Regions from separate parts of the Homo sapiens genome. Here region 1 is linked to region 2. A link is a loop called in an ENCODE intact Hi-C map of the cell type or tissue named here. Cell type or tissue: IMR-90. All regions are shown on one strand. Each heading gives the region's core, and the rest is flanking DNA. Links, peaks and the distances in the headings are about the cores only. Region 1 overlaps LOC105369468 (a long non-coding RNA gene). Region 2 holds the start of CARD16 (caspase recruitment domain family member 16).

Region 1 (16,729 bases), core at 4,363-12,362, 130 kb before region 2:
CTGCTATTTGAAAAAGATGCGTTCTGGAAGCTTATAAGCTAATAGGCAGTTTTGCATATCAGTAGTGAGTGCATATTTTTCTTTCTCCTGAAGAGCTAAAGGGTGGGCATCTGGGCCCAGGAGATAGCAGTGGATTGTCAGGCTGAACATCTTGACTCAGTTCCCATTATCTATAAATGTGCCTTTAATGATGATTTCATGAGAAGGAGGTATAAGTAATACCATTGGCTTTCCTTATATATGGTACTAGTTTTGAGATTATAACTAAAGTAATGTGCTAGGATCATTGGGTTTTTTATTAAAAGAAATAGTACCTAGAGCTTTATTTTAGTATAAGCAATGATGTTTGGCTACCTGACATAATCATAAGGTAAAATTTAGGACTAATGAGGCCTATTTCCCAAATGAAAGCAATTTTAGTAATTTACATGAGTCACCATGACAAGTTTTCCCTTGTGACCAACGCACAATTTAACTTCGCTGAAATCTATTAGAGATAAAAACAATTTCCTAGAGTTTCAAATCTTTGTGCATATTCTTTTATTTTTATTTTTTATTATTTATTTATTTATTTATTTGGGACAGAGTCTCGCTCTGTCGCCCAGCTGGAGTGCAGTGGCGCGATCTCAGCTCACTGCAACTTCTGTCTCCTGGGTTCAAGAAATTCTCTGTCTCAGCCTCCCAAGTAGCTGGGATTACTGGAGCCTGCCACCATGCCTGGCTAATTTTTGTATTTTTAGTAGAGTCGGGGTTTCACCATCTTGGCCAGGGTGGTCTTGAATTCCTGACCTCCTGATCCACCCACCTCAGCCTCCCAAAGTGTTGGGATTACAGGCATGAGCCACCGCTCCTGGCCCTTGTGCATATTCTTAATTGCTTCCAGCTATAGCCAAGCTGATTCTGGATGAACCTGCACATAGAATTAGAAGAAAAATAAGAACTCCAAGTTTATTAACTTAAGAAAATGTAATCTGTATATATATTTTGTCAAGCTCATACTAAACTTTGCAATCATTTCTACTTTCTTGAAAGCAGCTGATGGACCAAAGAGTATCTCAAGCATTATTTATCACCATCTCATTTTTTGTAGCATTAATGGTGTTCTGTTTCCTTTCCAAGCAGAAATATATGAAGTGACTTGCTTTACTGTATGGAGAACCCATGCATCATTCATAAATGGTCTTTTACATTTAACGTAGCACAATAGGTTTTCAACAATTTTCCATTTTGAATTGGTATATATCAAGTGGGTTCAAAGATGATGCTGCAATGTCCACATTTTAAATTATAGAAGCCCTCTCAACCTCTAGTCTCTTTCATTGTGTGGTATTTTATTTAATTCTGGTGTGGTGGTGGTGGTGGTAGTGTGTGTGTGTGTGTGTGTGTGTGTTAGGGAAAGGAACCTTCAAAAATAGGAACTGCTTCAGATGGATATGGGCAGAAAAAAATCATTAGTATATAGCAGTTTCCATATTCTCTTGTTTTTTTTTTACTTCGTAACTGTCACTAAAGAAGGAATATACATACTGTTAGTTTCCTACTGCTCTCTTAACAAATAGCAATAAACTTGATAGCTTAAAACAACAGAAATTTATTATATTACAGTTCTCAAGGCCAGAAGTCCAAAATCAAGGTGTCAGCAAAGTCATGCTCCCTTTGAAGGCTGTAGGGTAGAATCCTTCCTTACCTCTTCCACATTCTGATGGCTTCAGCCTTTTCAACTTGCGCCTGTGTAACTTCAATCATTGTACCCTTCTTCACATGGGATTCTTCTCTTCTGCTTCATATCTTCTCCTCCTCTGAATTATTCCATCTCAAAATCTTTAGCTTAATTATATCTGCAAAGAAGATTTTTTCTAAACAAGGTCACATTTACATTTTTCAGGGATTAGAATATGAACATACCTTTTGAGGAGGGCCATCATTCAATCCGCTGCTAATCAGGCCAAAAGCACAAGCATATAGCTAGAGGAAAATCTTATCTACTTCTCTGCATCTGGCAACCAAGTTCCTGATTCGTTTCCTTACATGGATAATTCCAATTAGATAAGAAAATCTCAATTAAAAAATATAGTCGACTGCTGCTTACCTTCTTTTTTTCTGAGGCACACAGTGTCTTGATCCTTCTACTTTCTAAATACATCTCTTTGTATCTTTCATGGCTCTCTTTTTGCTTCATTCTTTCCATTTATTTTTCTCATTTTTTCTATCTTTGGTGTATAGACCTTGACTTTACTGTAGCTAGAAGGAAAAGGAAAAATGTTTCGGTTGCATGTATATTATCCACTGCTTCAAATCCAAATCACACTGTAACCAGTTTTTTTAAGCAGGGATAGGGGTTGAGAATGTGCTGTTATGTATGTGCACAGTGAGGCCAAGTAAAAAAATTGAGACTACTAGAGAAATAAATTGACAGACAATAAAATAAGTAAAATGATTTACAACTTATTTGAAAAATATGTGATGAGCTAAAAGGACAGATTTGTGTCAGAGAGAAATTATGTGAATCCTAGAACTGGAGAATAGGGAGAAATGATTGCAAGGAGAATAAAATCAGGATAAATCACTTGACAATACCCTTCCAAAATTATCTGAAGAATTGAGAACTTCACTAATTAATAAGTTTCTACCTTAACTGCTAAATTTATATGTAAATATTTTTCCATTTTCACAAGCATTTATTGAGTGCCTACTGTGCACTAGATACTTTTTAGTGTATTGATTCTGGTATAAATTCAGAAATGCTATTGTGTTGGATCCTAGGTATGCGTGTGGTAACCAAAGTCTGCAAACTCTGTTCCCTGGTTTACACAATAGAGAAAATATAGCATATGATAGAAAAACAAATGTAAACAAGTAAAACAAATAGGCAAACAAGGAATTTTCAACTGAGTTTTGTAAAAGTCAAATTATACTCAATGGACACTATATTTGAATGGTTTAAGATGTTTGGAAATTAGTTAAATGTCAGAACAGTTTTTGTGCACAGGGTGATTTTAATAAAGATTAGAAAACTGTAATAATGCTGCTGAGGATCAATAAATAGACCTTAATATTAGAAAATAATATGGTTGTATTCTCATACTGAAGTATGGAAGAAGAATGTTATGATTAGTATAGACATTTTTTCTTGCCATGGATGTTATGTAAAAACAATTTTTAGAATTTATTGAAGCTATAACAATAGAAAGTATTTCTAAAAAGTTCTTATTCACATTCTAAATTTTCATTAGAGTCATAGGAAGCTTCAGCATAAACCTTAAGATTTTACATTTCAGCTCAAGTAATATGCACATAAAATTTGACATTTTCCAAAGAAGAGGAAAATTTCAGATCAAACGTTGATACATACTTTTTTTCATCATTGCTTTTCTCCATTCCTTAAATTCTTATTCTGGTTTAACGTCATGACAATCTCTCATTTCACTGACATTTCATAAAAAGAACACAAGGATTTTCTAATAAAGGCTTTAGAGATCTCTAATTCTTCTTTGGAAATTGGGCACTTACTTTCTGTGCATTTAAATCACTTCTAAGATAATTATCTCTCCTAGTCTCTACAAACATAAATATAACTGTTCTGCTTTCTAAGTCATGGTTTTCTTTAAGTATACTTGCTATATCTTCACTTTCTGTGCATGAATATCAGATTAGGTCTCATCAAAAGCGATCTTTGTTTGAAAAGTAATTTCAAAGCCAACTAGCATCATAACAACACATTTTAGCTTGCACCTTTCCGTCCTGCTCAGAAAACACAAGGTGATGTTTGTCACTTATATTTAGAGTCAAGTGATCTCCAAGAAGCATACTGGATAAGTTCACATAATGCCAGGTTCCTGACAAGAGTTTCTTGTTGGTTGGCTTCAGTAGCTCTTGCTCAAGAATTGCAGAAGTACATGTTTCTGTAACACATACTTCCTCAATAACCCTATTAGGTAATCTTAATATCATTTCCCTGTACTCTGGGAGGCTGTGTTTTTGCTAAAAAATCCCTTTGCTTTTTAACTTGAAAAAATAATCAGAATTTATTGACTCTGTGAATATCTTTGAATAGACCACCAAATGATAATAAATCAATAAACAGAAGCACAATCTGTATTTTTGGAAACATGTTTATATCTTAAAATAGGCTAAAAATATTGTAATATTTTAAAAATTTATATATGGCTCATCAGAAGCTCATTATTGCTCATTGTCTGCTAGAGAATATACTTCTTTAGTTCTTTGTAGGATTCAGAGCTATTTCTGGATCTCAGTTATAAGGCACCGGCTGAATCATTCACATTGTCTCTGAAACTTGGGTTGGCTCAAGGCCAAGTTGTTCAGAAGACTTTCTGCTAATCGTATTTTAGTCTTGTCTTTGTAAAAGGCTATGAATTATCTTAATAGAATATCTGTTAAGCAATAGTTTAGTGAGACCTTAGCTTTCACTTTAATAACCCATTGAAAGGAAATATAAGTGTAAAAAAGCAGTCTTTATGAGTGGTTTAGATCATAGACTCTGGACTCAGACAATCCTGATTTCTTTTTTTTTTTTTTTTTTTTTTTTTTGAGACGGAGTCTCGCTCTGTCGCCCAGGCTGGAGTGCAGTGGCGGGATCTCGGCTCACTGCAAGCTCCGCCTCCCGGGTTCACGCCATTCTCCTGCTTCAGCCTCCGGAGTAGCTGGGACTACAGGCGCCCGCCACTACGCCCGGCTCATTTTTTGTATTTTTAGTAGAGACGGGGTTTCACCGTTTTAGCCGGGATGGTCTCGATCTCCTGACCTCGTGATCCGCCCGCCTCGGCCTCCCAAAGTGCTGGGATTACAGGCGTGAGCCACCGCGCCCGGCCGACAATCCTGATTTCTAATTCTCACTCTAGCAATTGGTGGTTATTCAACTTTAATAAACCTGCACAACCTTGCTCACAGATTAATTTTTCCATTTCTACAATGAAGACATGATATCTCATACTCTCACAGTATTATTTTGGCCATGAAACAAGCTCATACTAAAATGCTTAACACATCGTACACATAAATATTAACTAATATTAAAATCTAGTTTATTCAAGAAGAATATTTTGAGAGGAGTTTGCTTTAGTCCTTGACATGACTTTCTGTACACTTCCAGGCAATCAGTAATAATAGATAGATAAATGAAGAAACTAAAGCACAATTATTCAAAAGAGATAAACACAGAACTCCTCTTTGATTAGAAGGATCTTGCCCGCACCTAGAGTAGAAACTTACTTCTTCAGAATAGTTTGTCACAACTATTATCTTGTATTTTTATCATAGATCTTATTTATTTGACTTTTAAAACAAGCATACTTTTAAAATATGTTAGAAGGGGAACAAAACTAGCAGAGCTGGGTGATATGAAAGTGACCTTAAGAGCTAATTGTTTAAAATTTTGCAAGAAAATACATATTATTTTGCAAATATTCCCTGGAATGTGCACTTGACCTATCTTTTCTTCAAACGAAGTTATTCTGGACAGACTGCTAGCATATGATAAATGTGTACTATGAGTAAGTTACTATTGTAGGACTAGCTGAACAAAGACAGAGGACTTTTTTAAAAAAGCAATCAGCTGTTTCTGGGATGTTTCACGGTCCCAAACTGGAAACATCAATTAATATGTTAAAGAGCTAATCTTTATTTCTACTTCTACATAAGTACAGGAGCAATATATCTCTGGAAGTATATAAACCATTTCTCAATAATACATAATTTTATTTTGTTCATATATTTGTGTCCTTCACACTTTGTGAAATTTACCAGCGAATGCATTATCATTCATTTTAATAAGTTTATTCCGCAATTTCAGGGGAACACAGGGCAGCTCTAGTTCTCAATACATAAAAGGAAAGCAAGTGGCCCGCTGGCTGAAAGGTAGCTATGTAAATATTAGCAAGCAGAGTTTAAATGCTTGGCATTTATCCAATTGACCAGAGGATTCTATATCTACACCATTAGAATAATCTTTAGAAGTCATAAGAGGAATCCCCCAAAGTGTCATATCCCTTCCTTTAAAAATACCATGCATGTCACTGAGTGTACCATATGGTATTTATATCACTTTTTAGTTTTATTAGTTTAATCTGAACAGAAAAATATTCTTATGTATATGGGTGCAGCAAATGGTTGAAATGATAGAACTGTGTCTAAGGCAAAGTTATTTTAAAAAAAACATACTTGTAAGCCTGTGCAACCAGATAGAACATTTTATGGCTAAAAGCTTAAAAATATATTTCAGATAGAGAGATCAGTAGAGAGACAAAATATTGATCAGATATCCAGATTATACTAGAAAATTTTATTTATATGCAGAGCTAATTTCCATTCCGTTACAATTAATATTGTTTTAGACATGTATGAAAATAATATATTAATAAATATTTATTAACGTATGCTGGGGAATGAGATAAAAAAATGAATCTGTTCTATAACAATATGCATCTCCAGTTCTAGAAAAGGTTAAGACAAAATTTAAGGCATTGAAAAGAATTAGCTCTTTATCTTCTTTTAATTTTTAGACTGGGTCCAGAATCAAAAATATATTTATGGAACTATCAGGTTGATTTCAAAATTTAATTGGTCTCTAAGATGTTGATCCAATATCTTTTTCACTTTTCACCTAAAAATAATTATTTATTATGTTATATATGTTTAATAGTATAAATCTTTTATTCATATCAGCACCATGGTTAGGCCAGAGAGTTCCCTAGAGGCAGAACGGCTTCAGTTCCCAGACCTCGGCATATAGACTTTTCTTTTGTTCTTAATTTTAGTCCAGGGTAATGGTTGACAACCTTGAAATTCAGAAGGATCACTAGAGAGATACATGCTACACTATGCTATTTAACTTTATAGACAATTTACAGGATATTCAAGGATAATTGTGATTAGTTGTCTGCTTTTTGCCTTTTCAAGAAAAACTTAGGTTCTAATCTCTATAGAACTGTGATTCCTCTCTAATTGTACCATGACATAACATGTTTATTGTACCTATTCACAGTAAATCCTAATTGCAACATTTCAATCCACTTTATTCACATAACTGAAAGCAAGGAACAAGTTTTTTTTTTTTTTTTTTTTTTGAGACAGAGTCTCGCTCTTTCGCCCAGGCTGGACTGCAGTGGCTCTGTCTTGGCTCACTGCAAGCTCCGCCTCCCGGGTTCACGCCATTCTCCTGCCTCAGCCTCCCAGGTAGCTGGGACTACAGGCGCCCGCTACCACGCCTGGCTAATTTTTTTTGTATTTTTAGTAGAGACGGGGTTTCACCATGTTAGCCAGGATGGTCTTGATCTCCTGACCTCGTGATCCGCCCGCCTCGGCCTCCCAAAGTGCTGGGATTACAGGCGTGAGCCACCACGCCCGGCCGGAACAAGTATTTTATGTGGTACTTGCAAATAACTGTAAGTCTCCAAGTCTTAAGAAAAAAATAAATAAATAAAGTTTTTATATCTGCTTAGGTTTCTAGTTTTAAGATTTAGTTTCACAAAACTTTCTCCATTCCAGTGCTAAATGCAACTCAGAGTTTTTCAAAAAAACAATATAAATGAGACTCTCTGCTAGGAACATATTCCTCAAAAGAGATCAATGGCAGAAAAAGTCATAGACCCAATTTCTATAAATAGTTTCCAAAATGCTACTTAATATAACAGTAAGAATTGGTCCAGATGGCTCTGTTTGGCTGACATGGTAACTCTTCCAGTAAATATAGACATTAGATGATGATTCATTACTATAGCACTTGGGAGATTTCATCTTCTTAAAAAAGAATCCCATTTAAAAACATATTAAGCCAACTTTGTGTCTGTCTCATTCTCTCAAAGCCAGGACTACTCTAAAGACTTGTAGGAGAGAAGACAAAGGTTCTGTAGTGATATGGTTTGGCTCCTGGCCCCAATCCACATCTCATGTGGAATTGTAATCCCCACATATTGAAAGAGGGGCATGATGGGAGGTGATTGGATGATAGGGACCGATTTCCCCATGCTGATCTCTTGATAGTGAAGGAGTTCTCATGGGATCTGATGGTTTAAAAGTGTATTCCCCCCTCACTCTCTCTCTCTCTCTCCTGCTCTGCCGTGGTAAGAAGTGCTTGTTTCCCCTTCACCTTCTGCCATGATTGTAAGTTTCCCGAGGCCTCCAAGTCATGCTTCCTGTTAAGCCTGCAGAACTGTGAGTCAATTAAAACCCTCTTCTTCATAAATTACTGGGTCCCAGGTAGTTCTTTATTGCAGTGTGAGAACGGACTAATACACGTAGTTACCTTGTAATGGAAAGAAATTAAAAATAAAACACCATTTAAACTTTCTTAACAAAGATGAAATTGTTAGTTTATAAATCTATCAGAATATGTACAGGACTTATATGCTAATTTGTAAACTCCAAAACACCAATGGAATAAATAAAAGAAGACCTAAATAAATGAAAAGATAAAACTTGTTTACAAATTGAAAAATCCAAACAAAGATGTTGTCTTCATTTTTTAATGCATTATATATAGTTATTAATATATGCACATATATGTAGATAGATGTAGATATAATGTTTTATGCTATTCCTATGAAAACCCAAGCAAGATTTTTCTGTAGATATAGACAAGATTATTCTAAAATTTAGTTGGAAACATAAATGCTAGAATAGTTAAAACAATTTTGAAAATCAAGGGAAAATGTGATAGGAATAATACTAAGTTTCAAGACTTATTATGTAACTATAGAAATCAAGATTGTGTATTATTGGCATAGGGATAGATACATAGATTAGTGAAACAATAGAGAATCCAGAAGTTGTTTTTATAAAGTTCAATCAACTGATTTTTTTAAAAAAGGTAGAGAAGCAACTGAATAAAGGAAGGACAGCTTTTTCATTAAATGGTGCTGAAACATTGGACATCTATAGACAAAAATACTTCCATACATACGTACATACATACATAAATACATATATGGATACATAAAAATTATAAAAAAAACAAGCCTTTAACAAGCTTTAAAGTTTATACAAAAATTCACTCAAAATGGAAAACAGGTTAACTGCAAAATGTGAACTTATAACACCTTTAGAAGATAACATAGAACCTATAATCCCAGCACTTTGGGAGGTCGAAGTGTATTGTTCGAGGTCAGGAGTTCCAAACCAGCCTGGCCAGCATGGCAAAACTCCGTCTCTACTAAAAATAAATAAATAAATAAAAATTAGCCAGCTGTGGTGGCACATGCCTATGACCCCAGCTACTTGGGAGACTGAGACATGAGAATCGCTTGAACCTGAGAGACGGAGGTTGCAGTGAGCCAAAATCACGCCACTGCACTCCAGCCTGGGTGACAGCAGGACTCTGTCTCAAATAAATAAATAAATAAATAAATAAATAAATAAATAAAATAACATAGGAGAAAATATTTGGGATGTAAGGCTATGTGAATATTTCTTAGACACAAACCCACCTATAAGAATATAAGAAGAAAAAAAGTAACAATCTGGACATCATTCAAATTAAGATGATTTATTCTGCAAGGCTGTTCAGAAGGATATAATGACAAATTGTAGACTTTAAGAAAATATTTGCAAACCACGCATTTGTCAAAGGACTTATATCTAGAACATATAAAGAACTCTAAAAATTCTACAATAGAGACAAACAAATAAACAGTTCAATTAAAATGAGCAAAAATCATAAACTAATGCTTCTGCAAAGAGCATATCCAGACGGAAAATAAGCACATAAAAAGATAATCAACATCAGTGCCCATTAAGAAGAATGTAAATTATGAACGCCATGAGATGTCATTACACTCCTAGCAGAATAGTTAAAATAAAAAATACAGGATGTGGAAAAACTGGATCTCCTATACATTGCTGATGAAAATGTAAAATGGATCGGTCAGCCTGGAAAATTTTATCAGTTTCTTAAAAATTAAACATCACTTATCATAGGAACCAGCAACTGCACTCTTGGACATTTCAACAGATAGAAAAAGTCCATTTGAAGCACTGATCACTAAAAGCTTAGTGTTTGCCAGAGTTTAGGAATAGTGAGAGTTAGGTGGGGATGGTAAAGGCGGATGTTTAAAATGGTATCATGAGGGATAACTTTGTGGTGATGAACTGGTTTTGTGTCTTTACTGTGTTGGTTATAGAACTCTACATGTGATGGATTGACAGAGAAATACACACCTCCTTAAACAAACATGCTCCACCAATGCCAATTCGCCAGGGAGCTTTGATATTTTTCTGTAATTTTGTAAGGTATAACCATTTGGGCAAACTAGATAAAGAGTAGAGGGGTAATCTCAGTACACTCTACTGCAACTTCCTGTGAATCTATAATTATTTTTAAATGTTTAAAAATTTTAAGTTTTAATGTTCTGTGAAATAAAAGTCATTAGGAAAAACTGCACACTGTAGTTTAGCTTTAAGAATCAAACATATATTATTATATTAAAGTACACATTGTGTTCAGTGAAGAAAAAGTATTTTGGTTAAGACCACATGTCCCAAAACTTTTGATCAAAGAACACAAGTTGAGCATTTTCCTGTGAGGACAAAATGGTGACTAGCATACACAGCCCATGTCTGAAGAGAATAAGTGTGTTTACTTGAAAGAATGTATAGGGAAATTGTACAAACACAAGAAAAGTCATGATCTGCTTATTTAGTTAACAGAATTGAATAAAGAAGAATGAAAAATAAAGTTTTCAACCATTTTTTCCTGGAATTTAAAGTAGACACTTGATAAAAAAGACACTTAAAAGGATATTCTAAACTAGACTTAAAAATGAAAATGGGAGAAGCCTTTGGAGAACATGAAAAGATAAATAAATGTACTGTAGCTATCCATAGAAATTCAATTATGTTATCCTGTTTTCAGGAAGTAGAGGTTAGCAGTATTTTTCATAGTGCTTCCTGAACAAATTGGTTTTCTACTTTGGCATTTTTGTGACAAAATAATTTCAGTTCTTATGAGTCTTCATTTCTCTTTCCTATATAAAAAGCATAGAAGATTGTCTTCCACGGTTTTCAAAGCCATTTTCCTTACAGTGACTTCCCTTTAGTCAAAAAGTCGACATTGTTTGAAATTTTACATTTCCTTACATATAAAAGAGTGTTCCAGCTGTACAACTAGGTACAATTTTACAAAATTCACTTTAAAAGTTTTGACTGAAAATATTCTCCAAATTTGGGAATAAGTAAATTTTTCAGAATAACAATTGCTTGAAATTATTTTTAATACTAAATCAATATTTGCAGTATATTTTAAAACGTTTTACAGGTTTGGTATAAAGAATAAATTAGATAATTTTAAATAAAATATAGAATCTTCAGATGTGATATTCTAGAAAAGTCTGCATTATTTATTTTAATTCTTAATTCCTATAACTAGACTTTATTTTTTTTTAGCAGTTTTAGGTTCACAACAAAATTGAGCAGAAGGCACAGAGATCTCCCATATAGCCCCTGCAGGTTTCCCATATACCAAATACACAGCTTTCCCCGTTATCAAGATCCTTCACTAGAATGATGCATTTGTTACAATAGGATGAACCTACTTTTACACATCATCGACCAAGGTTGCTAGTTTGTATTTGGGTTCATTCCTAGTGTTGTACATGAAATAGGTTTTGACAAATGTATAATGACATGTACCCACCATCATGGTATCATGCAGAGTAGTTTCACAGCCATAAAATGGCTTGTGCTCTGTATTCATCCCTGTCTCCCCTCAACCATTAGCAACCAGTATTCCTTTTTCTGTCTCCATAGTTTTACTTTTTCCAGAACGTCATATGGTTGTATCATATATCACATATCCTTTTCATATTGTTGTTTTTACTTCTTTTGTGATTTTGCTAATTTGAATTTTCAAAATGATAAACCAATAATCATAGTATAATTTATTGAGTCTTCCTTTGCCACTATATATTTTTTAATTATTTATTTGTAATTTAAATTTATTTTTATATTGTGTTTTCTTTAAACTCTAATTTTAAGTTGGGGAAGAGGTATGTGTTACATGTTGTTGAGATTAAATTTCTACTTAAGACAAGTTATTTGTCTATCCTAAATTTTATATGCCACTGATTTGTATAGAAGAGAATATTTAATTATTAAGGTGTTCTAATATTTTGATAGTTTTATTAAATTTTCTCTGCCTCTTTTTAGCAATTTAAATATTATTGCTTTCTGCTGGATGAATTCCAGTATTACTTTATTTGATTACTCTAAGATTTGCCTGCAATATTATTGGAAATGTAGAAGTTCTATCCATTAATTAGAAACGAATTTGCATCTTCTCTGTACTTGCTTTTTAAAAACATTATAGAAAAACATAACCAGTTAAAAAATGATAATCAATAATCATGTGCCCACACTAGCTTAAAAATCTATTGGAAGATCTAGTTAATACAAGAAAACAAGGAAAGGAAATAAAAAGTATAATTGGGAAGGAAAAAATGAAACAGTCTTTGTGCAGTGATGACAGGATCATCTCTGCAGAAAAACCCCGAAAATCAGCAACAACAGCAAATCTCCTAGAAATAAAAATAACTTACAGCAAGATTGAAGGATACAAGGTTAATATACAAAAGTCATTCACTTTCCTATATATAATCAATGAACAAATGAAATTGAAATAAAAAACATCATTTACATTAAAATCCCCAAAATGATATATTTTGGTATAAACCTAATAAAATATGTATAGGATTTATACATAGAAAAAACTGCAAAAGTCTGATGAACCAATCAAAGATTTAAATAAATGGAGAGATATTTCATGTTAATGGCCATGAAGATTCAATATTGTCAAGATATCAGTTCTTCTCAACTTGATATATAGATTCAATGCAATACCAATCAAAATCCCAACATGTTATTTTATGAATATTGACAAACTGATTATAAAGTTTATATGGAGGGGCAAAAAACCCAGAGTAACCAATTCAATATTGAAATAGATCAAAGATGGACGACTGACACTACTGAATTCAAGACTGACTACTATGGCGCTCCAGTAATCAACATAGTGTTTTATTGGTGAAAGAAGAGCCAAATAGATCAATGGAAGAGAATAGAGAACTTAGACCCACAAAAGTACAGTCAACTGATCTTTGATGAAGGAACAAAATCAATACAACCCAAAAAGGTAGCCTTTTCCAAAAATGGTGCTGGAACAACTGGATATTCAAGTGCGAAAAAAAAAAAAAAAAAAAAGAAGATGAATCTAGAAACAAACTTTGCATTCTTCATCAAAATTAATGCGTTATTGATCACAAATATAAAATGCAAAACCATAAAACTGTTAGAAAATAACAGGAGAAAAACTAGATGACCTTGAGTATAGCAATAAATTTGCAGATACACCACCAAAGGCAGAATCAATGAAAGAAATAATAAACCGGAACTACAAGAAAGTAAGAGAAGAATCCACAGACTAGGAAAAAATATTTGCAAGACACATATCTGATAAAGAACTGTTATCTAAAATATACCAAAAAAGAAAAAAAAAACCTTTCAAATTCAACAAGAAGAAAACAAAAGAACTGACCAAGTGGTTATGTATTTGAGTATCTTCCTACTGAAGAGGAATAAGAAATAAGACAAAGCAAAAACAAAACAAAACAAAACAACAACAACAAAAAAACCCCGCAAAATTAGACAAAGATAATTCAGTGTCTGGCAGAGCAGAGATCATTTTAAAATAATTAAATAAAATTTCAGGATGAGGAATCTATGTTTATAAAGGAGATAAAGAAGTAGTAAAATCGCCATTTCTGAAAATATTTAGTCTTCCTCTATACATACCCACAAAGGATGTTGTAGAAAGAATGGAGTTATAACTTGATGACGCCTACATTCTTATTAGACGTTAATTACATTATCTCTCTCTCTCTCTCTCTCTCTCTCTCTCTCTCTCTCTCTCCTTTCACCCCTCTCTCTTTCTCAGCAGCTGTTAAAAAAAATAAAAAAGGTCAGCAAAACTATAAAAACTCTAGAAAACCTAGGAAACACCAATCTGAACATCAGCCCTGGCAAATAATTTATTCGTAAGTCCTCAAAAGCAATTGCTACAAAAACAAAAATTGACTAGTGGGATCTAATTAAACTAATGAGCTTCTGCACAGCAAAAGAAACTATCAATAGAGTCACAAACCTACAGAGTGGGAGAAAATATTCACAAGCTATGCATCTGAGAAAGGTCTAATATCCAGAATTGATAAGGAACTTAAACAATTCAACAAATAAAAAACAAATAACCCCATTAAAATTTGGGCAAAGGGCATGAACAGACACTTTTCAAAAGAAAACATACACGTGGCCAACAAATATATAAAAAAAATTCTTATCATTAATAATTATTACAGAAATGAAAACCAATAACATGTCATCTCATATCGGTAAGAATGGCTATTATTAAAAAGCCAAAAAACAACAGATGATAGTGAGGTAGTGGAAAAAATGGAACACTTATGCACTGCTGGTGGGAATGTGAATTAATGCAGGCACTATGGAAGGCAGTTTGGAGATTTCTCAAAAACCTTAACACAGAGCTACCATTTAACTCAGCAATTTCACTAGTGGTTGTATACTCAAAGGAAAATAAATCATTCTACCAAAAACACACATGTACTCATATGTTTATTGCAGCACAATTCATAATTGCAAATACAGGGAATCCTCCAAAGTTCCCACCAATGGTGGACTGGCTAAAAATAAAAATGTACATATACACCATGGAAAACTATGCAGCCATAAAAAAGAATGAAATCATGTTCTTTGCAGAAACATGGATACAGCTGGAGGCCATTATCCTAAGCAAATTAACACAGAAATAGAAAACCAAACATTACATGTTCTCTCTTGAAAGTGGGAGCTAAATATTGAATACACATGGACACAAAGATGGGATCAGTAGACACTGGAGACTGCTTGATGGGGAGTGTGGAAGATGGGTGCGGGTTGGAAGGCTACTGATGGGTTACTACACTCACTTCCTGGGTGACAAGAGCATATGTACACTAAACCTCATTGACACGCAATTTATCCATGTAACAAACCTATAAGTGAATCTCCTGAACCTAAAATAATCATTAAAAAAAAGATCAGAAAGAAAATGTTACTTATTTTGATTCATTAGGCCCATGACCTGTTGAATTCATCCTGGAAACAATGGATTTTAATAAGAATAATGGAGAAAAAGGCATTTCAGCACCATAAGATACAATTTACTCACAAATATTACAATATCTATGTCAAATATTTATTTTATTAAAATTGAAATTCAGTTTAAGGATGCATTTGTCTTTAAAAATATTAAACAGATCTTTCTGCTATTTTATTTTATCTTTAAAAAGAAGAAAGTGTATTCTCCACACTCTACGATGAACTCAAACAAGTCAGCAAGAAAAAAACAAACAATCCCATCAAAAAGTGGGTTAAGGCATGAATAGACAATTCTCCAAAGAAGATATACAAATAGCCCACAAACATGTAAAAAATGCTTAACATCACTAATGATCAGGGAAATGCAAATCAAAACCACAATGCAATCCACCTTACTCCTGCAAGAATAGCAATAATTTTAAAAAAATCTGAAAACCATACATGTTGGCATGGATGCAGCGAAAAGGGAAGACTTCTACACTGCTGGTAGGAATGCGAACTAGTGCAACCACTATGGAAAACAGTGTGGAGATTCCTTGAAGAACTAAAAGTAGATCTACCATTTGATTTATCAATTCTACTACTGGGTATCGATCTAGAGGAAAAGAAGTCATTATTAAAAAAAAGATACTTGTGCATGTATTTTTATAGCAGCCCAATTTGCAATTGAAAAAATGTGGAATCAGTCCAAATGCCCATCAATCAAGGAGTGGATAAACTATGATATATATATATATGATATTATATATGATCATATATGATATATCACATATATGATATATATATGTGATTATATATGATTATATATATGATTATATAGATATATATGATGGAATATACTATTCAGCCATAAAACAGAATGAATGAATGATATTTGCAGCAACGTGGATAGGATTGGAGACTATTATTCTAAGTGAAATAGCTCAGAAATGGAAAACCAAACACAGGATGTTCTCACTCATAAGTAGAAGCTAAGCTATGAGGACGCAAAGGCATAAGAATGATACAATGGACATTGGGGACTCAGGGGAAAATGGTGGGAAGGAGGTGAAGGATAAAAGACTACAAATTGGGTTTAGTGTATGCTGCTCGGGTGATGGGTACACTAAAATCTCTCAAATCACCACTAAAGAACTTACTCATGTAACCAAACACCACCCGTTCCTCAAAAACCTATGAAAATAAAAAAATTAAAAATAAAATAAAATTGAAATTCAGTTTAAGGCTGAATTTGTCTTTAAAAATATTAAACAGATCTTTCTGATATGTTATTTTAACTTTAAGAAGATGAGCACTTTGGGAGGCTGAGGCAGGCAGATCACCTGAGGTCAGGAGTTCAAGACCAGCCTGGCCAACATGTTGAAACCCTATCTCTGCTAAAAATACAAAATTAGTTGGGTGTGGTGGTGCATGCCTGTAATCCCAGCTACTTGGGAGGCTGAGGAAGGAGAATCACTTGAACCTGGCAGGCAGAGGTTGCAGTGAGCTGAGATCGTGCCATTCCACTCCAGCCTGGGCCAAAAGAACGAAACTCTACTCAAAAAAAAAAAAAAAAAAAAAAAAAAAGAGG
Region 2 (15,475 bases), core at 7,476-15,475:
AGATTATATTATGAGTATTATTAGAGTTTAAATATTCTCAGATCCATGTTTTTCAGGGATAGACAAAATTTTCCATAGAATTACACTGAAATCTGCAGCCCTGAACTACTAGAGTTTACCAATAATTATATATTATTTATCACGTACAATTCTCATATATAATGAGCACTAAATTCCAAAATGAAATAACCTTTCTGATCAGCAGAGGTTGTGGCAGGAAGGAGGTAGCTGCAGATACCTGCAGCAGGGGTCCAGTGGCTCCCTGCACTCTATCTGCATTTGGATTCTCCAGAGTGATGGATCCCAGGACGTTTTAGGGTCACTAGCCCAGCAGACCAGGAAGCAGGTTAACAAGGCTATTAGAAGAGGTCTAGGCCTTGGCCAGGCCTTTGGATATGGTTATAATTCTGAGGTTTTCCAGCAGAGCATTGGATTCTGAAGTTCAGGATAAGAAGAATCCTAGCTATTTGTTTGTTTCATTTAACAAACCAACATATATATATATATAAAATATTATATATAATATAATATATAGATACACACATAATATACATATATTATGCAGTATATAGAAATCACAGTTCCAAGACTGTGATTTAGTCAGAGACATAGCCATGTAAACCCCTACATGCCATGGCAATTGTTTGTCTGACCCTATACCACTCCCTCTCTTTTTGTCTCAATGTAAAGAGATTCCAGGGGAGATTCCTGAGAGAGTCCTATTTCATTACATAACAGATAAGACTCAAATTGAAATGCTTATCTAAACTCCTGATTTCCACATTTCTTTCTGTTGTACTGCTAGGCTAATAGAAACTCTCTTTGGGCAGCAATCTGCACTATAATATTTATAATATTGTAATAAAATAACCATTTTCATGCTAACTTTACTATAGGATATGAGAGAAATTTTGTCTAATTTTTATTTTACCTAAAATCACTTTATATATATATAGATAGATAGATAGATATACAGATGCATATATAGATGCATCTATATCTATGTCTCTATCTCTCTATCTATCTATCTATCTATCTATCTAGATGCATAAAGGTCATTAAAAGATGACTATTAACTTAGGAAATTCTCCAAACCTGTAAACAGGAAAACATACCCCCAGACCTGGAATATATCAGGACCCTGGATGTCTTCACATTGGCAGAACTTTCTGAAATGAGAAGGAGGAACATATGTCACTGTTTAATCTATGAAGAAATATATGCTTAGAAGGTTTGGTTTCCTTACATACTCTTAAAACTTGTTGCATCCCCAGAGATCAGGTTTTTATCATACACTTTAGCAAGATATTTATTCTAAAATATCATTAAAAACGAATGGAAACAAATGATTGAAATAGAAAAAATACATGAAATATAACAAAACAATATAAATTGTAGACAGGATAATAGTACTTTACTCATAGTTCCTATGTCTTGATTGGGTCATGTAACCAAACATAAATACTATGCCTGTCCATTCTTTTCATGAAAAGAAACCTTGTTATTATATCTTAGTAAACTTTTCTTCTAATTTGTATGCATGAATTCTTTTTTCTTTTCCAGAAGGAAGGCTCAAGAATCTCCCAGTTTCTTGCACAATATCAGTCAAAAGAGATGAATATTATATTTCACAAGGGGATAGATCAGAATGACTATTACAAACTTATCCAAAAGAGATATATTATTTCCTCACATTATAAAACACAAGGTAAAAAACTTAGTGTTGGTTGTTCAGCACTTTGGAGGCAAGACGTCCACATTTACGTCAGAATCTCGTACAAATATTTGTCCCTTTGACCTTGGACACAGTACTATTGTCACTAGACAACATTTCTTCTTTGAATAGCTGATTTCAAAATTTGTTAAAAGATATCTGAAACCCGTTTCTTCTAGAAAAGTTGGTCATTCACTTAAAGTTTGCTTTTAAAATACCAGGATGGTACAGAAATCAATATTCTGTTAAGTGTTTGCTGTATATATGTATCTGTGTGTGGTGTGGACTAGGAGGGAACTATTACTCCAAAATGGAATGTTGTCTCATCCAGTTTTGTAGCCACATGTACCTATTAAGTACTTAACTTGTGGCTAGTGGCACATGTTGATAGAGTAATGTTTTGTATAAATTATAATAAATATATTATTGAAATTAATTATACCTTTTGTAAATGTGATATTACAAAATTTAATATTGCATGTGGAACTCACATTGTATTTCAAATAGATAGCACTCTGAACAGGTATTTATTTAGTACACTCTTGCCCAGACACAGTAGAAAGTCCACATGGATGAATCAGTACCATACAGTAAAACCACTGGAAAAATCAAACTGTTTTTCTGAATAGAGGAAGGCCAAATGTAACCCTAAATCATCAAGATTTTTTTTGCAGAATGATCAGAATCTGTGATTGCATTTTTTGTGTGTGGAGGGATGGAGGGAGATTTCTGCTTTCTTTATCAGGGAATTCCCTTTTCTTCTTCAACAACAATACATTTCCTTAAGCTGGAAGTTAAGCACAGCTATAATCCCTACAGGCAAAGAAGTCTTTTTCCTAGGATTTCTCTCTCTCTTTCTCTCTGTCTCAACTTTCTTAGGTGATAACCTGGGTCACAGAGGCAGAAGACATCACTTATATTGTGTGATATCCCACAGCTCTTCCACAAATCAAAGCTGGACCACCTGAATCAGCAGAATCTACAAATACTCTCAAGCTTTGTCCTCAAGAAGAATTATTGAGACCGTAAAGAAAAACCTGGAGAGATGCTGTGCTCTGTTCATGAAATGGACAAAAGGAGAGAATCAATTGCTTTCATTAAATGCACTATTTTTAATGGGGTCTTGCTCTGTTGCCCAGCCTGGAGTGCCATGGTGTGATCATAGCTGACTGCTGTCTTGAACACATGGGCTCAAGAGATTCTGCAGCCTCAGCCTCTCAAGCAGCTAGGACTACAGATGCACACCACCATGCCAGGCTGATCATTTTAATTCTTGTAGAGACATAGTCTCACTGTGTTGCCCAGATTGATCTCTAAATACTGGCTTCATGAGATCCACTGCCTTCACCTCCCAAAGCACTGAGATTACAGGCTGGAGCCACAGTGCCAGCCATAAATGCACAAATACTTAAAGCACTAAGTGACTGGGGGTGATGACAGTAGTAACCTTTATCATAGATGCTTTCAGCAAGGAAGGGTTCATATGGCTTCAAAAAGATACCAATACTCATTCAACCCATGATAAAACGTAGATTCATCATTTTTTCATTTATTGATTCTTGTATCTATTTGAGATATATTACAATTTCAGCTATAGTCACAGAAGAAAAATAGTTACATGATAGCATAGCTGAGTAATAATTATTTGTACTCTGGTTGAAAAGCCTAGATGTGAAGCATATTTGAAAAATATAATTAAAGCTTAAAAAACAGTATGTTGATATTTTTTAAATAGTACAAATATAATCATAATATGGAAGGCAAACAACCTCTGCTATATTCATTTTTACTGGTGCAGATGACATCTCTCAGTTTTTATGAAATTTGATTTGAACCTGAATATAAGAAATGTTTGAGTAGATGCAGAAGAAAAATAAGAAGAAAGGGAGTAGGAATTATTCTAGTTTCTTTAAGATTCTTGACTAATCATCCAGATATGTCCTGGTTCTTGCTCTGGGCTCTTGAGAGAGAGGAAAGCAGTGTCTTTTGATAGAGGTTAGGGAAGAGGGCAGCTATACGAGGTTTTAAAAAAACAAAATTGTGAAACATATGGAGATTGAAAAGAGACTCAGGTAATCAAAGTCACTTCATCTCCATCTCCTGCAGATCAATCTAATAAAAAAAAAAACAGAAAGATCTGCAAATACCTGGCTCTCATTATAAGCAATACAAAGTTTGACTATCTGACTCCAAGGAATGGGGCTCACTTCGACATCACGGGAATGAAGGAGCTGTTTCAAGGCCTGGGCTTCTTCTGCCCCATACTTGATATTAGATGTGTGATTATATGTGTAATTAACTTAGCTACAGAGTTTTATGAGTAAGGAGAGTTAAGCCTAGCAATTTTGTAATATAGTAAGAACTACATGACATGATATATGTAGAAAACTAATTATAGTTCTGTTCATACTTAAATTGCTCAATAAAGATAATGATGACAACAATGATAGTGGTGATGTTGATGATGATAATGACGCAATTTGGTTGACCATGAAATAGGAGGAGTCAGCCACTTGACTGTAAGTATTATTTGGAAAGTATTTCCAAAAAGCAGAAGTGAGGGAGTGGGGAAGGGAGATGAAAGAAAGATAATATTCCAAAAAAATGCAATAATGAATTCATTACTGCTCTGAGAAACTGGGTTCCAGTCTTTCTTCAGGATTGTCTACAATTATGTAGATTCTACCTTACTAGAAGATGAGGAATTAGAGACATTCATCAATGGACTAATGCCATTCATTGGTTGAAATTAGCCCCCAGGAGAAGGTCCTCCCTCTCCTACAATTCTGGACCCACATATGCACAGCTAAACAGTCCTCAGTCCTTTGATGAACATCTTCGATCTTCAAAGCAGAAAGAACCTGAAGCACAGTGGCTTGATGTGTGACAACAACCACATGAGGGGGAGTCCCCACTACAACAGCACTAAAGTCAGGAGGGTTGAAGTGGTGTGTTATGTGATGACAATGATTTTTCTGAGTTACATAGTGAAAATAAACATCACATACTACATTGCTTATGAAACTTATGTTGCATTATTTATCCCTTAAATTTCCTTTCTTTTCTTAATCAATATAGTTATTACATCCTTTTACCCTCCCGTCTCCCTTGAAATAGATACATTTACTCAATGTTTTGAAATCCTTGTGGAAAAATGCTGTTGCTTTTCCTTACAAAAAATTTTCTCGTATGTAACATATATTTTTCTAGCATTACAGATATGTGAAGAATCATATTGAGATAAGAGGTAACATTACTACATTTGTGCTGTTCAATAGGTATTATTGTTCTTCAGACATTAAATTTAATCCAACAATTCTCCAAGGCAGGTAGTTGACAGATAGAGAAATGAGACTTGAAGTCAATGATCATACAAATCATTATATCAGTGTAAATTGGTGAGATTAATAATAATTTTTAATAATAATCTTAATAAAATTTACAGACTGTAAGTCTAATCTCAGGTCTCCCAGGCAGAGGCCACAAATACCAACACCATATAGGCTTGGCAGAGAACACACATTAAGTTAATCAGGTTAGGTGAACGCAGGAAAAATCAGAAGGCATAATGAATGCGTCATCAAGGACTCAGTACCAGGCAACCCTTTCCATGTTGAAATTCAAGCAACAGAGGCCTGGAATGAAACACTTTATTTGAAATCTTACAATTTTTTACCTCTGATAATTAATTCAATGTCAAGATAAATCACATCTGAGAGAGCCAAAGAAATATCACTGGGCTTATGATGGACTCTGTGGGTCACCAGTTTTTACTTCTGTTCTAGCACATGTGGTTGTTGTTCCATTTTCAGATTATAGATCCATGAGGTGAGGTTGCTCCTCACTCCATTGGCTAAGTCATCAATCTCTCTGAGAATCTGTTTTCTCATCTGCAAAATGGAACTAATAATACCTGTATTCATTTCCTAGGGCTGCCATGACAAATCACCACAAACAGGGAGGTTTAACTGGAAATGCATTCTCTCAGTTTTGGAGGCAAGAAGTTTGAAATCAGGGTGTCAGTAGAGTAGGGCCATGGCCGCCATCCTAACTACTGGTTGCCTCAATCAATCTTGGTGTTCCTTGTTTGCAGCTACATCACTCTATTCTCTGCTTTTGTCATTATATTGCTGCCTTCCCTCTGTGAGTCTGTGTCTTCACATGTTGCTCTTCCTGTCTGTCTTTGCTCCAGAGCCCCTTTTCTTTGGTATGAACATGAGTTGTTCCGGCTGATGGCCCTACACTAATCCAAAATAAACTCATTGTAACTGATTATATTTGCAAGGACCCTATTTCCTAATAAGAGCACATTCTGAGTAACTGGGGTGTAGGCCTTCAATATGTTTTTATGGTACACAATTCAACTCATCACAATGCCGAACTCAGAGGGCTGTTAGAAAGCAGTTATTCTTTGAAGTTATCCTATTACAGATACATTGTGCTTCTTCAATCAGTGGACACATATTTTTCCCCAGTTCTGAAAAATTTGCTTTAAATATTTTGTCTTTTCTATTCTCTCTCGTCTGTCTTTCTGGTAAGTTGATCAGCTATATCTCAGAGTTTCTCATTCCATCCTTCGTACCTGTGAAGCCTTCTCAAATTTTTCAGCCTCTCATTTCTGCTTTGATTTTGCAATCTAGATAAATTAGTATTAACCCATAAACAACAAGTATCTGAAATGCCTTGGTCTGCTTATACATGCATTTTATAAACATATAAACATATTGGAAAAATTTAGGAGATTTGCTACAATTTGAAGAAAATCACAAATCATCTACACTAGAAATACTGAAAAATTAAGTTAGGTATGTAAAAAATGCACAAAATTTATGGAGTTGTTAAGTCTATTTTATCATTTACTACTATATTATAAAATATACACAAATCTATTATAGAAAGCTAAAGTTTATCAAAGTTTATGCACTCATAGATAAAACATAGTACCACTTGAAAAGAGAAATGTAAACAAATATAAAGATACAGTATTAAATCCTAACTGCACAAAATTAACCATGGATACTGTACTCCCATATTTTCATAGCCATTTCCTGCTGCTATTTCAGTGAACTCAAGTTTTGTATCTGCTTAAAATGCCATGTGACACTCATTATCTCTACATCAGCAGTTTGTATCTCCAGTAAATTTCATATTGCTATAAAAAGCAGTATCCTTGGGTTTTTAATGTATTTTTCGTTGCATTTACTGCAACACCATAATTCTCGAATAACAGCACGGGGTCCAGACAACATACCAATACTGATGGTGTAATGTTCCCAAGAAGCAATGTCATGACATTACAAGAAAAAGTAGAACTGTTTGATATGTACTGTAGATTGAGATCTGGATTTGTGGCTGCTCACCATTTCAAGATAAATGAATACAGAATGAAGACCAATGTAAAAAAATAAAAGGAGATAATAAAGCTATCACTGCACTGTGCCTGCCAGTGCCAAAACCTTGCACTATTGTGAAACAATTTTTAATCTTGTATTGAAATTGAAGGGTGTAAGTGGTGGCAGAATTTTCATATGAAAGGTATATTTATAGACTCTAATATGATTCCAGAAAAAATGAAGTTATTTTATACAACTTAAAGGAAAAGAAAGGGGAAGGATCTAAAGGTGGATACTTTAATGATAGCCAAGGATGGTTTGATAATTTAAAGTGCTTTTGCATTAAAAATGTCAAGACATCAGGGGATGCAGCTTTTGGTTATCAAGAGGCAGCAGATTGGTTCCCAGAAACTATTAAGAAAATCATTGAAGAGAAACTATACTACTGGAACAGGTTTTGAATACAGGTGACAATGTTCTAGTCTAGAAAAAAAGATGCCAAAAAGGCCATTTGTTAGTAAGAAATAGAAGCAAGCACAAGGATTTAAAATAGAAAAGGATAAGCTAATTTTACTGTTTCATGGGAATGCAGTCAGGTTTATCATCAGGACTGCTCTTATCTATAAAGCTACTAAGCCCTGAGCCTTGAACAGAAATGGTAAACACTAGCTGCCAGTGTTTTGGTTGGACAACAAGAATGCCTGTGCAATGGGAGCACTTTTTCTCTATTGATTCCTTTCATGCTTTGTCCCTGAAGTCAGAAAATATTTTGCCAATAAGGGACTGCCCATTTATGATTCTTTTGATGTTGGACAATGCCCCTGGCTACCCAAAACCTCATTAGTTCAATTTGCAAAAAATCAAAGTGGTCTACTCGCCACCAAATGAAACGTCTCTAATTCAGCCTCTGAATCAGGAGGTCAGAAAGAACTTTAATGCTCATTACACATGTTACTCTATGAAAAGATTTGTGAATGCCAAGGAAGAGACCATCGATAGAGATGACATCATGAAAGTCTGGAAGGGCTACACCACTGAAAATGACATCATTGATATTAAAAAATTAAAAGCCATGATTTTGGGTGCAGTGGTATGGGCCTATGATCCCAGCTACTAAAGAGGCTGAGGTGGAAGGATAGCTTGAGTCCAGGAGCTTAAGGCCAACCTAGGCAACATAACAAGACCCCGATAAATTTCTGCTAGAGAAAACTGTTTCCAGAAGTTGTCCATGACTTCACCAGCGTTTATGAAAAAGCCAATCAAGAAAATAATGAGAGATTGTAGATATTGCAAAAAAAGTGAATAACTTTAAGATATGGATCTTATAAAAATTCAAGAGCTAATTGCACATTAGAGAAATTAACAGATGAAAACTTGATAGAGATGTGTGCTTCTGAACCAGTTCCAAATGATGAGGAAGAAGATGTAGAAGAAGTAGTGCCAGAGCACAAATTGGCATTATAATTTGGCAGAAAGATTCTGATTTTTCAAAGCAGCTTTTGACCTGTTTTACAACAAAGACCATTCTATGATATGAGCACTGAAACTAAGGGAAATGGTGAAAGAAAGATTCATACTGTCTAGAAAAAATTTTAGGGAAATGGAAAAGCAAAAATGTCAGACAGAAATAACTATGCATTTCCACAAATATAAATGCAGTGTGCCTTCTTCTCCTGTGTCCTGTTCCACCTCTTCTTCTGCTTCTGCCACCCGTGAGACTGCAAGACTAAGCCATCCCCTTCCTCCATCTCTTCAGCTTACTCAATGTGAAGACGATGAGGATGAAGACCTTATGATAATCCACTCTCACTGAGTCAATAGTAGATATATTTTCTCTTCCTTATGATTTTCTTAACAACTTTTTTTACTTTAGCTTACTTTATATTACAGTATATAATACATATAAAATACAAAATATTTGTTAATCAGTGGTTTTTGTTACTGGTAAGGCTTCTCTTCAATAGCAGGCCATTAGAAGTTAAGTTTGGAAGGAGTCAAAAGTTATATGCAGATTTTCTTTTCTTTTCTTTTTTTTTTTTTGCGACCGAGTCTCGCTTTGTCTCCCAGGCTGGAGTGCAGTGGTGCGTACTCAGCTCACTGCAAGCTCCACCTCCTGGGTTCAAGCCATTCTCCTGCCTCAGCCTTCTGAGTAGCTGGGACAACAGGCACCCGCCACCATGACGGGCTATTTTTTTGTATTTTTAGTAGAGATGGGGTTTCACCGTGTTAGCCAGGATAGTCTCGATCTCCTGACCTCCTGATGCGCCCGCCTTTGCCTCCCAAAGTGCTGGGATTACAGGCGTGAGCCACCGCAACCGGCCACAGATTTTCAACTGAATATAGGGGTCAGTGCCTCTAAGTATTTCATTGTTTAAAGGTCAACTGTACATCTCTGTATCTTCCACATTATATACATTTTCGCAGATTTGTGTGTCTGCCTTTTAATCTGTCCATTATTAAATATAACTAATTTTTGTATTTATACATGCTCTATTTTTATTGTTTCTCAAATTATTGCTTATTATAGAATAATTACTTTTTGCTCCCTTTATTTACATCCTTCTATATTTGATATAGAATGATTTCATTCTATATTTGATATTTGATTTGTCCAATATCTCAATGTCCTTCAAGATTTAAATTTATAGTCTCTTCTTTCTGCTGATATATCCTTATAGTGGCTTGCTTTCTAGTGTATTTATATACTTCATCTGTCAGTGTAGTTTATATTCTGAGTGGGCTGAAGGAAAAGAATGGCTTCTGTTTCTGCTGCTAGGCAACACACCACATCCAAGACCATGTCTATCCCTCCTTGGGGATTTGGCTCTATCTGGTTCCAAGATGAGACTCTAACTTGTAGAGGTTCCATGGGTCAGTTATTATCTATGCTGTTGGTGTAGAAATCTGACACAAGGAGACCACACCCCTCCTGGCCACTTGCCTGTCCAGGCAAGCTCTTTACTGCTTCATCTTCGCTCCTTCCTACTCTTCTGCAGCTTCTTTCTGTAGTCAGCACCAACTCCCAGACATTCTTACCCCTTCTCCTGTCTCCAACACTCAGTCCAATCAGGACCCAGCTCCTGGTTCACATGGTACCAGCAATGCCTCAAAGAACATGTCCTATTAAATTCTGGATGTGGCAGTGCATGAAGTCTCAAGGGTGAGGGTCAGGATGAGATTTTGGTTTCATAATCTGGGGTTATTCCAAGTACCAATATTTTTAAACGGTTCGACAAGAGGAACCAATATAGATGAAGTATCTATTACAGAGCCTGGGCCTTATTAAGCACTCAATATGAAATAGTTACTTTAGAAGCATGTTAACGTGACTCTCCTACTTAGGAAGCTGCAATGGTTTCCTATTGCCCATCTCATCATTTAAATAGTTTACTGGGGCTGACTGTTATAAATTATCATAGTCTAGATGCATTTAACTCAGAATTTATTTCCCACTGACACAAAAAAGCACCTTTTATCTGCTTATCTACTTCCTATTTCCCAGTGTAGTTAGTACCCAGTTGAAGAGGAGTGCATCACATACAGCAAGTAATGAGTGAGGTGGTGGGCTGGCTTCTCACCCAGTTCTCCAGCTTGGGCTTACCAAGGCCTTGAAGCAATTTTTTACCTGATCTTCCTATCATAAAATGAAATTAATGCTTATTCAACATACTGAAGTGAAGCATATGAAAAATTTAGAAGTACTTAACCAAAAAGTACATTTGTACATGACCTTGCTTCTGCTCTATAGGTCATGACTACCATAAATGAGAGGTACTATGGCATGATCTCTACACCTGGCATTGCATCCTAGAAGGTAAGAATGATTAGGAGGCCCCTTCTATACACGAGAACACAGAGGCTGAGAGATGTTAAATAACTTGTCCAAAATCTAATAGCTCATAAACAGAAGTTGACCTCAGGACTGTTAGATACCCAAGTCCACACTGATAAGCTGTGCAGAAAAGGGGAAGGTTTTAGACAAAGAAAACATAAAATAACATGTTATAGTTGATTAGTGTTCTGAATTGTATTACTCAAAATGTGCTAATGGTCCACAAATATAAATAAGAAGAGGAGTTGGATAAACTGAAAGGGTATATGATGTTCTAAAGCTTGGAAATGGGATGGTCAAAACCCAAGCACAGGAATTTTCTGTCTTCTATGTCAGAGGTTCTTATAGTACCTACTCTGTCATTTAAAATAATATTGTTTCACAGACTTCACACTGATAGAAGGATTTTTAAATCATTATGCAGATTTTAAATATCACTTACAGTAGAATTGCTACATTCATTTATTTTAAGATAATTTTACTTACGTAATGCTATTTTCCAGGTACATATTTCAGTCAATAAATTGGTTCCTGTAGGTTATCTCCCCTCTGTCTACCTATCCCCCTCCAATGTGGGTGGCGGGTAATTACATTTCAGCCACTATGAGAACTGCTTCCTCTTACCAGAATTATGGGTAATTTTTGGAGGCTTGATTGTGTCCTGAAATCAAGAAAAAAAATGTTTTTCCAAATTAGTCTGTTATTACTACCATTGACCTTTTTCATTTCAAATTTTAACATTATTTTAGTATAATTTACATAAAAGAAAATGTACCCCTTTTAAGAATATAAATTGATTATTAATTACACAAGAATATTTAGTATAATATCCCATTTAATAGACAAACCGATATTGTCACCCCAAAAAATTTTGTCTTGCCCTTTGTTCTCAATTTCCTTCCATTTCCTCCTCTGATAAGCAGTGATTGAATTTCTACCACTACACATTAGATTTTTCTAATCTAGAACTTTATATAATTGGAATCACAGGGTATGTGCTCCTTCCTATATGGCTTCTTCCACTCATAATGAAAGTATAAGTTTTTCATCCATGTTATTGCATATATTAGTAATTTTTTCCTTTTATGACTGAATAGTATTTCAGTGTATGTGTCTAGCACAAATTGTTTACTTATGCTCCTGAATTGGAATTTGAGTTGTTTCCAGTTTTTGACATCTTCCTTTTTGAGGAAATAGCGAGCCTTTGCACTCTAATGGCTCAGTGTTTACATTCCCAGGACATGACTCAAAGCTCATGATTCTACATCCCCAGACACATGGTCTAATCATTGTTTCTGTGTCCTGGATGCCACTTTGGCATGCATAAACTCCGTGGTTCTTGGCTCTGGCTGGTGGGGAGAAACCCTCATGTGAAACCCTTAAGCAGCAGAAAAAATAAATGAGTCAGTACATAAATTTAAAAGTAAATAAACTAAAGAGAAGTGGTGCACAGACAATTTCTGCTTTCTTCCATGCTACAAATCCTTCCAGCGGCAAGGAGCTCAAGATTTTGCTGCAATCGGATTAGGTCATTGGCAGAGTAAAGATAAAAACACCATGAAAAACACCTTAGATTAAAAGCCACGTCATTGTCCTCCTACACAGTCCGTTCTACTTAACCAATGACATTTAACTCTTAGCCTGGAGCACAGGAAGTAAAACTGGTAGCCCACATGTCAAACCGTAAATATTTTTGTAAATCTGGTCATTATCCTCCAAAGGTAATAACGTAACAGCCCAAGAAAATTTTTGGTAAAAAAAAAAAAAAATGATAAATGAAATGTACCGTGTGCATTTTGCTATTAGTCCATCTTCCATCAAGTTTATTCATGAAATAAATTAGCCACATTGAGTTTATTTCTGGGATAATCAATTCAGCATGTACTGACAAAGGCAGAGACCTCTTCTGGCCTTCCCTGGCTCCTCTGTGTACAATTTTCATGAGTCCTGCAATACTTTGTCTCCCACTTCTCCAATTAATTTCTTATTCTTCTCATCGCTTGGCATATTTTCACATTCTAAATATTCCAGTTACATATTACATACCAGGTTTCATGTGTATCTTTCCCTCTTGAATGTGCGAGCAAGAGGGAAAGGATCATAATATATGTTTTGATGGAACCCCTGACACCGAGAACCATGTTGTCCACATATATTTGCTAAATGAATGACTGGAGGCACTGCTTGAGGATTCTAACAAAAGATAAACTTAGCTAAAAAATCTGCAAATAATCATCCTTGATTATTTTTCTAAACTGAAATATTTCTATTAATTATAGTAATATCCCTCATTATCTGCTTACCATTTGCCAGGCAATGTTCCATTCATTTTTCACATTTTTATCTCAATACTGCTCAAAACTGTGTAGATGTGTATGTACTATTAATAATATTATTTTACAGACAGAGGAACCAATGTATAAAGAAGTTTAATATCTTGCCCAGGAAGGTGAGTTTAACTTGCTAGGTTCAACATTCTGAGTTCAGAGTCTATGCTTTGGGCCTCTGTGATGCAATGTCCCTCAAAAGAAAGCCATCCAAGATGAGTGAGTGGCTCATGGCTCATGCCTGTAATCCCAGCTCTTTGGGAGGCCAAGATGGGCGGATCGCTTGAGCGCTGGAATTCAAAATCAGCCAAGGAAACATAGGGAGAGCCCGTCTCAACAAAAAATACAAAAATTAACCAGCCCTGATGGGATTTGCCTGTAATTTTAACTACTCAGGAAACTGAAGTGGGAGAATCATCTCAGCCTAGGGAAGTGGAGGCTGCAGTGAGCCGTGGTCATGCCACTGCACTCCAACCTGGGCAACAGAGTGACATCATGTATCAGAAGACAAAACAAAACAAAAAAGCCATCAGGAAAGGAAGAACATTAAATAAGAAAAGCTTTAATATTGGTGAAAAATGTTTACATTTCTTAAAGCAAAATTGCTTCACAGGGACATATATTTCCCACAAACTTTCCCCAAAGCTGTGAGGTGGGGTCAAGGGAACAGTGGTTCACATTCTCCAAAGGTTGTGTTAATTTTTTCGGTCAAGTTTTCGAATGAATGGGAAACTCTTCACTGTGTGAATTTAACTGTACACATACTTTCTCAATCCTGGGGCTTATTCTCTAAGCCCCATTCCCCTCCTACCCTGATCTATCCAAGGGCTGGAGAAAAAAGAATTCCCTTGGATACACTCTCTGATGCAGGCTACAGTTCTGATTCTTTCTCTGGGAAGAAAAATAAAGATATGCATATGAATGTGCAGTGGGTGTTTCCCAATATGTGTACACGCCCTGCCAAAAAGGAAGGCGAAACATACTTTCAGTTTCAGCCCACACAAGAAGGGTAGGAGAGAAAAGCCATGGCCGGTGAGTCTTTTACTGTTCCAAGAACAGGTCCCTGGGAAGAAAGAGTTGTGGAAAGGGCTGGCTCTTCTGGAAGCCATAATTAGTATCTGTGGAAGTTTAGGTGAGCAGAAGTGAGGGAGAGGGAGGAGTGGGAGGAGAGAAGGAACTAGAAGATTTTTGCAGGCTTTAGAAAGAAAAGGCAAGCCCAGAAAGGAACAGAGACTTTAGGGGTAGCCTGCTGTCATTTTGCAATCTTAATTAAACCCTTGCTTACCTGTCGTAAGTCTGACAGAGGGTACAGAATTGGCACAGGAGGAGTACTAGCAGCAGTGGTTCCTAAATGAAATGGGCTATTTCTGCTTCATTACTTTATTATTCAGAGTTAAATAAACATGGGACACAAGAGGATGATCTCTGCTTTCCAGGGACTGATGTGGAAATGGTAAACTCAGTCTTCAGGTCACTCCATGCACATATATGGGGACTACTGAGGGAAACAAGTAGGACAGCAATACAGTAAGAAGAGGGATTACCCAACTGTGAGGAGGGGGACATTTCACTGATGAAATCTAAATGAGGTCACTTTCTGTTGATGACGTGAGAGGAATATGAGGCTGTTTTCATGATGTGAGAAATCCTTGTGCTCCAAACAGACAAGGTCCTGAAGGAGAAGAGAAAGCTGTTTATCCATTCCATGGGTGAAGGTACAATAAATGGCTTACTGGATGAATTATTACAGACAAGGGTGCTGAACCAGGAAGAGATGGAGAAAGTAAAACGTGAAAATGCTACAGTTATGGATAAGACCCGAGCTTTGATTGACTCCGTTATTCCGAAAGGGGCACAGGCATGCCAAATTTGCATCACATACATTTGTGAAGAAGACAGTTACCTGGCAGAGACGCTGGGACTCTCAGCAGGTAAGGGTCAGTGACTCACACTCAAGTTCACCTAGGGCCTGTCTTCGTGCCTAACATTTGATTTCTTTACTAGTCATGTTAATCTGCAGAATATCTTCTTATCTCTGCCTTTGGGCCATATTTCTGTAGCAGAGGCCCTATTGCATGTCCCTTGACTCTTTTTTGTGTTCCTTCATCCTCAGTGCCCTCTTCTGATTAAAGTTCATTTTCTGTTCTGAGTACATGGTAGCTAATTTCCTTAAGGTCATGAGAACTATCTAGAAAGCTTCATACAATATGTTCCAGTGTTCCTGGCAAGGCACGATATTTATTGATTGATTTATTATTTTGTGTCCAGG

Evidence for each region. A loop is a pair of places that touch in the nucleus more often than their neighbours do. Peaks named below come from ENCODE experiments on the same cell type or tissue, not always from the same donor. Only the 100,000 strongest peaks of a DNase experiment are listed, where the experiment ranks them.
Region 1: it touches region 2 in a loop (3-fold over the local background); 4 of 110 quality-filtered maps call a loop at or near these places.

What each region holds. Positions count from the first base shown.
Region 1 is chr11:105,168,882-105,185,610 of GRCh38, reverse strand. The region is part of intron 4 of LOC105369468 (a long non-coding RNA gene); the gene reads left to right. It overlaps LOC105369469 (a long non-coding RNA gene), which reads right to left. Exons shown (of 5, transcript XR_007062872.1): 3 at 2,090-2,241; 4 at 1,688-1,838; 5 at 801-910. Among named protein-coding and RNA genes, the nearest start is that of CARD18, 37 kb to the right of the region's middle. In IMR-90, for the core only: no CTCF peak of the experiment used is centred there; a DNase peak (open chromatin) is centred at 7,700; H3K27ac peaks cover 290 bases.
Region 2 is chr11:105,044,054-105,059,528 of GRCh38, reverse strand. It overlaps CARD16 (caspase recruitment domain family member 16), which reads left to right and starts at 14,194. Exons shown (of 4, transcript NM_052889.4): 1 at 14,194-14,238; 2 at 14,871-15,137. The coding sequence starts at 14,232. LOC107984381 (a long non-coding RNA gene) reads right to left here and starts at 11,529. Exons shown (of 3, transcript XR_001748352.2): 1 at 11,366-11,529; 2 at 1,116-1,169. In IMR-90, for the core only: no CTCF peak of the experiment used is centred there; DNase peaks (open chromatin) are centred at 12,188 and 14,158; H3K4me3 peaks cover 1,650 bases; H3K27ac peaks cover 2,377 bases.